2 separate regions of the Homo sapiens genome follow, and region 1 is linked to region 2. The links are chromatin contacts, found by Hi-C in ENCODE. All regions are on one chromosome and are shown on one strand. The core of a region is the stretch at or near the end of the contact, and the rest is flanking DNA. Distances in the headings are between cores, read along the strand shown. Region 1 holds the start of SPECC1L (sperm antigen with calponin homology and coiled-coil domains 1 like). Region 2 holds the start of GSTT2B (glutathione S-transferase theta 2B).

Evidence for each region. Hi-C counts contacts between places; a loop is a spot of excess contacts on that map. Pooled maps may share reads with other maps.
Region 1: a map of thyroid gland shows a loop between it and region 2 (8-fold over the local background). The contact joins the promoter of SPECC1L here to the promoter of GSTT2B in region 2. A Hi-C loop is called at or near these places in 1 of 168 maps with a recorded cell type or tissue (thyroid gland) and 1 of 50 pooled maps.

What each region holds. Positions count from the first base shown.
Region 1 is chr22:24,268,994-24,272,231 of GRCh38, forward strand. It overlaps SPECC1L (sperm antigen with calponin homology and coiled-coil domains 1 like), which reads left to right and starts at 1,838. Exons shown (of 17, transcript NM_015330.6): 1 at 1,838-1,990. SPECC1L-ADORA2A (SPECC1L-ADORA2A readthrough (NMD candidate)) reads left to right here and starts at 1,824. Exons shown (of 20, transcript NR_103546.1): 1 at 1,824-1,990. It also overlaps the pseudogene RPS10P29. RefSeq lists a silencer at 1,627-2,156 and an enhancer at 2,217-2,296.
Region 2 is chr22:23,959,243-23,962,603 of GRCh38, forward strand. It overlaps GSTT2B (glutathione S-transferase theta 2B), which reads right to left and starts at 1,953. Exons shown (of 5, transcript NM_001080843.4): 1 at 1,778-1,953; 2 at 1,052-1,139. The coding sequence starts at 1,889. RefSeq lists an enhancer at 174-839.

The sequences.
Region 1 (3,238 bases), core at 588-3,087, 310 kb after region 2:
ACTCACTGTGAATTTAGTATAGGCTTAAAACCAAACCAGACATAAATAGTACAAGGAGGCAAAAGTATGGACTAACTTCTTATGGACATATATGCAAAAACGCTAAATAAAATATTAGCAAATAATCCAGCAATGGATTAAACATGTATCACGACCAAGTTGGGGTTTTCCTAGGAAACTAAGATTATGTAATAAAAGAAAAAACTATTAAAGTAGTACAAACTATCAAAGGAAAAAACCTGTATGATCATTGCAACAGGTTCATTTGCGACATAATACAATTTTTTTCTTTTTTTTTTTTTAAGTCTTTTTGGCTGTAAGTTTATTCAATGCAAAATAATCCTCTCCAATTCTACTGAGGTGGCTGACGGTGTCCACGACCAAATTTGCCTCTAAACTGGAATTCGGTTGCTGACCCAGCCCCAGCCTCGGCTTTCTTGTCGGCACCAGGGGGCACAGCACTCCTTCTGTAGGTATCTCTGTCGGCTTCTCCTCTTGTGAGTCTTGCAGGTCGCTCACCCTCCAGACCTTTAGACCGAGGCCTGCCAGTCCCTGGACGGCTGCGGCGTAGGGTGGCAGGCACAATCTCCAGGGGCAGATGAAGGTAATCACGGAGATACTGGATATCCTCATTGGTAAGGTACCAGTAGACATGTCTCCAGGCAAACTGTTCCTTCACGTAGTAGCCTCGGGACTACATGACAGGAAGGTTGGGCACACACATTCTTTTTTTTTTGAGAGGAGTCTCACTCTGTCGCCCAGGCTGGAGTGCAGGGGCGCGATCTCGGCTCACTGCAACCTCCGCCCCCTGGGTTCAAGCAATTCTCCTGCCTTGGCCTCCCGACTAGCTGGGATTACAGGTGTCTGCCACCGCGCCTGGCTAATATTTTTGTATTTTTAGTAGACACGGGTTTCACCATCTTGGCCAGGCTGGTCTTGAACTCCTGACCTCGTGATCCGCCCGCCTCGGCCTCCCAAAGTGCTGGGATTACAGGCCTAAGCCACCGCGCCCGGCCGGGCACATTCTTGTCTGCCAACTCCAGGTGCTTAGGCATGTGGACATCCTTCTTGACCACCGTGACTTCCTCTTTAAAAAGGAGTTCATAAATGGCAATCCGGTTTTTCTTAGGCATCAGCATTCTGGGGAGGAGCAGCCGCTAAGGTGGCAGGGTGGCCCGGATGGGGGCCGATGGAACTCGAACTCCCCCAGAATTTCTTTAATATTTTATATATATATATATATATATATACATATATATATGTATATATATACACATATATATACATATATATATACGTATATATATATGTATATATATACATATATATATACGTATATATATATACGTATATATATATGTATATACATATATATATACATATATGTTGCTCGCTTATTCTTTTTGTCTGTTCCCTTATGTACCGGGAGTGCCAGGAGGACAGGGCTTTGTGTTTTCCTCACTGCTGTCTGGCTCATGCATAGCACAGTCCTTGGCACACGGTAAACACGCTGAGGAGAACTTTTGGGACTAGCGGACTCTGAGCATCATTCCGCTGGGCCCAGTGGGGCCTCTGAAGGGACCCGCCTTGCCCGGCTCCAGCCCAAGACCTGAGGCATGCGCACCGGCTGGCCGGCTACTTTCTTGACCGGCCAAGTGGCAGAGCGGCTGCGCGACCCAGTGCCGAGACGGACGCGAGCCGGAGATGGGGGAAGGGGAGGGGGTGGTGGTGGGGGACGGCGGCGCCTGCGCAGTGAAGGAATGTAGGCGGGGCCTCCACGACGCCTGCGCAGACGGCCGCAGCCCTGCTGGGCGCGAAGGGGCTGGCCAAGGGCGGGGCCCGCGAGGGAGGCCGGGCGGCCCGGCAAGCGGCGCTGCGGGGTAGGCTGCTTTCCTGAGGCCGGACTCAACGGGTCTCGGCTGAGCCACCGGGTGAGCTCACCGCCCAGCCCAAACCAGGAGATTGCGAGGGAGCGATGCGGTGCAGCGCGGTAAGAGCAGCAGCCGGGTTCCCGCAGTGTTCGCTGGCGGGTTGGTTTATCGCCTCAGCGCCGCCCGCGCTGCCGCGCCCGGGCGTCCCCGCAGACCCCGGCAGGCCCAGCGCCTGCGCCGTCTCTGCTCCTGGGCCCCTCCAGTGTGTCCCGCGCCTGCGCCTTTCCCTTCCCGCGCCGTCCTCGTTCTGGGCTTCGGGGCTTCTGGAACAACCCGCAGGCTTCGCCGCCGAGACCCACTGGCCTTCGTCCGTTGGTGTTGGGGTTCAGCTGGTTCTGGGACCCCGCTTGCGGCTTGACTGTGTGCAGACAGGCCGGGTGCGACCCTCGTGCTTGCCTTTCCGCCGCTCCGGGAGAGGCTGGGGCTGCCGCCCCATCGCCCGGGTCCCTTGCCTGGGGCGGGGACAGCGTTGTTCAGTGGCCCCGAGGGCGCAGAGCGGAGGAGCAGGGGCCACAGGCGGCGGACCCCGGGCCTGCTGCCGGTGCTGCTTCTGCTGTGGCCGGCGCCCGAGGCGGACGGAACGTCCTTTTTTCTTGAGACGTGGTTAATTGCATCAGGTTGGATGTGAATAATCCGGTACCTGTCTGAGGAAATTTTGCGTTTCCAGGAATTTGGTAATTGTATTACCTTAAGTAGTTAAGTCTAAGACATCATAGTCGCGGCACGTTGGGCAAGCTGCCCTGGAGATGACGAAAAGAAATCAGTTTCCAGTAGTTTTAGCCCATTTACAGAACACGCAAAAATTCTGTGATCATTCAAATGCGGGGAACCTTGATTTGTTGATATCCTTGATCATTTGTCCAAGTACCAGAAGGGCGAGGAAAAGATTCCCGTGAACAGCCCAGGTGATTTCAGGGAACAGTGTTTTCTTTTGTCAAAAGAGCCTCTTAAGCCATGATAATATTTCCCAAGCTTATAACAGATACAAGCCTTTAAAAAATGGCATTTGCTGTCACCCAGTAGGACACATCTTGAGATGAAATCAGAGCTGTAGGCTTTGTAGACAACAGCAGTCATTTCTGGTGGCTTCAGGGAGTGGAGGGGGACTGCAATTTTGCCAATGTAGGTGATACCAAAGGGACTATAGTAATTTTTTCTTCGTAATTAAAAACCAGGCCAGGCGCGGTGCCTCATGCCTGTAATCCCAGCACTTTGGGAGGCCGGGGCGGGCGGATCACCTGAAGTCAGGAGTTCAAGACCAGCCTGACCAACATGGTGAAATCCTGTCTCTACTAAAAATACAAAAA
Region 2 (3,361 bases), core at 703-3,202:
CAGCTGGACCTCACCATGAGCTGTGCCCTTGGGCCATGGCATTGGCCTCTAGGCCCGGCCTGGGTAGATTGGGTAGTCTGCAACAAGTCACTAGAGGCTCTTTTCAGCTAGCATTTGTTGAACAAATGCGCAACAGTGGAAAAATGTTCCCTTGTCTTCTCTTCTAATACCCTTCAGTCTGGGAGTGGAGAGGCCCTGCGGCTCAGAAAAGGCTGGAAGATGAGAGGTGGGGGGACATGTTCTGTCAGCCCCTGCTCATCCCGGTCACACCCCAAGCTGTACCTTCTCCCCAGATACCTCTCCTTTCTTTCTTTCCTTTTTTTTTGAGACGGAGTCTCCCTCTGTCGCCCAGGCTGGAGTGGGCTCCCTCTGTCACCCAGGCTGGAGTGCAGTGGTGCTATCTCTGCTCATTGCAAGCTCCGCCTCCTGGGTTCACGCCATTCTCCTGCCTCAGCCTCCCCAGTAGCTGGGACTACAGGCGGCCGCCACCACGCCCTGCTAATGTTTTGTATTTTTAGTAGAGACAGGGTTTCACCGTGTTACCCAGGATGGTCTCGATCTCCTGACCTCGTGATCCGCCCACCTCGGCCTCCCAAAGTGCTGGGATTACAGGCGTAAACCACCGCGCCCGGCCTTTTTGAGACGGAGTCTAGCTCTGTCGCCCAGGCTGGAGTGCAGTGGCGCGATCTCAGCACACTGCAAGCTCCGCTTCCTGGGTTCACACCATTCTCCTGCCTCAGCCTCCAGAGTAGCTGGGACTACAGACGCCCGCCACCACGCCCGGTTAATTTTTTTTCCATTTTTAGTAGAGACGGTGTTTCACGGTGTTAGCCAGGATGGTCTCGGTCTCCTGACCTCGTGATCCGCCCGCCTTGGCCTCCCGAAGTGCCGGGATGACAGGCGTGAGCCACCGCGCCCGGCCAGATCCCTCGCCTTTCCCCTCCCTCGCTGCCCCATGGGGTATGGGAGGGCCACTGGGGCCCGGGGCCAGTGGGGAGAGCCAAGGTCACATGGGCTCCGGATGCGGTGAGGGGTGAGGGAAGGAGGGCACCTTTCGGTCAAGATGAAATCACCATCCTTGAGCGTCGGCAGTTTCCCCAGGCTGTTGATCTGCAAGAACTCCTTGCTCTTGTGCTGCCCTGAAGAGGAAGAAGTCAGAAAAGGTCTTCAGAATAAAAACGCTGCACCTCTACACCCTCCCTCCTCCTCCCCAAGCGGAGCCCCACAGCCCTGAGAAACAGCAAGGTCTGGGACTAGAGGCCTGGATCAGCCTCACTCCCTGGCTGGGCCTCCCTGCCCTGCCACATTCCGGGGCAGCTGGGGGGCTTTGGTGGGTGGGGCCAGGTGCAGCAGGTGGATAAAGAGAAGTTTTCTAGCCGGACTCTGGTGGGCCAGGGGAGGGGAGGCAAACTGGGGTGGCTCATCTCTTCCCATCTCTTAATTCTCACAACAGCATGTCCTTCTTCCCAAGGTCTTCTGGGCTTTGTGAATTTATATGCGTGCATTCCACGCAAGAACTCTGTCAACTCCATTCAGTATTTTCTTTCCATCCCTACAGAGCAGAAGGTAACATTATCCTCCTTTTCAGAAGGCAAGCTAAGGTTCAGAGAGGCTGTGATCCCTCCAAGGCCACTCAGTCCACAGCATTCTCTGGTGGCAGACGCTGCAGGAGGAGGTGAGGGGGCTGTGCGGGCGGCGAGACGCTCAGGGCAGAGCAGGGCGGGGGCCTGGGGGTGCACTGGGTTTGTGGACACGCGGGGAAACGGGCTGGGCCCACCTTTGACCAAATCCACGGTGCGCAGCTCTAAGGGGATGCCATTCTTCTTGGCGAAGATGTAGACGGCGCGGCTGGGCTGGGACACCAGGTCAAGAAACAGCTCTAGGCCCATGGCGGGGGCGGCAAGGACAGCGGGGATGGCAGTGAAGGCGCTGAGCGCGGTGTGGGCAGCAGCTGTGGCAGGATCCCGGCGCGCCGGGAAATAGGGGATCAGGCCCCACCCCCTGGGGACAGCACCCAATTGGAGCGCACCACCCCCGGACCCGCCTCGCCCCTTCGGTTCCTGTCCAGTCCTGCCGGCCAAGACTCCACCACCAGATCCGTGCGTCCCTACAGGGAGGGCGGTCGCTATGAACGCACAGCTGGGAGGGTGGAGTTGGAGCTGGGGACCCTCGACTGGCAGGGAGGACGCGGATGCAGGGGGCCGACTGCAAGGGGAAGGGGAACCGGCTGGACAGGGAGAAGCAGGTCTGCTTTTCGGGATCCCGGTGCCAGGGACCCTGCCCAGTTCCAGGCGTCGCCCTGACCCAGAAACGACTGGGCGCCGCCGTCCTGGAAAGGCCCCAGCGCACGGACATCTGAGGGTTCGTTCAGAGCTCTGTTTCTCGGCGCTGCATGGTGGCGGAAGGGAGGGAGCGAATGGGATCCCCTAAAAGGGATCTTAGAGTTTCACCCAGTGGGATGTGACACTTGCAGGTGTCCCAAACTGGTGGGAACCTTGACTGGAAGGCTGGGGTTAAGGATGAACTTTCTGCCGTCCAGACTGTCCCCTGCAGAGCAGCTGCTGCCAGACAGCGGGAGCTGCCAGACAGCGGGAGCTCCCACTTCGTGCACAGGATGGGGGCAGGGAGCCCGCAGCCGCGGGAGGCAGGAATGACTGTCCGGGAACCTCCTTTCTTCTCCCTGAATCCCAGCCCTGGCATCTCACCAGGGGGCACAGTGATGGTCCAGGGCTGGGCCCGGGACTCTAGCTGAATCTTTCAGAGTATCCCATCCCTCTGGCCAGTGGCCCAAGCGAGTGAACCAGAATGCTTCCTTGGGAGTTTTGAAACTGGAACTGGAGAGAGGAGCTCCCTATGGGGAGGTAAACGGGAGCTGGGGCCACCTGTAGTGACATTTCCTGAGTTCGAGGAGTAGACGAGACTGAGAGAGAAAAGCTGACTCAGAGAAAGGGAGTGATAACAGGGCATGCTGGCCCACACCTGCAATCCCAGTTACTCTCACGGGATCTGTTTCTCTGATGTCTGGGTATGAAAGGACTTTCTAAGCCTCAGAACAGTGGGAGAACTCAACAAAGAAAAAACCAATACATATACAAGGTTACTTTGTGGAGGAAAAAATGGATTAACCTTAAGCAAAAAACTGGGAAGGATCTCGGTAAAAGATACGTCAGAAGGAAGTAATGTCCTTTAAGATGTTCTTAGAAACCCATCAGACAGGTAGGGTGTGGTGGTTCACGCCTGTAATCCCTGTACTTTGGGAGGCAGAGATGGGCGGATCAGTTGAGGTCAGGAGTTTGAGACCAGCCTGGGCAACACGGTGAAGCCCCGTCTCTACTAAAAATACAAAAATTAGCTGGGTGCG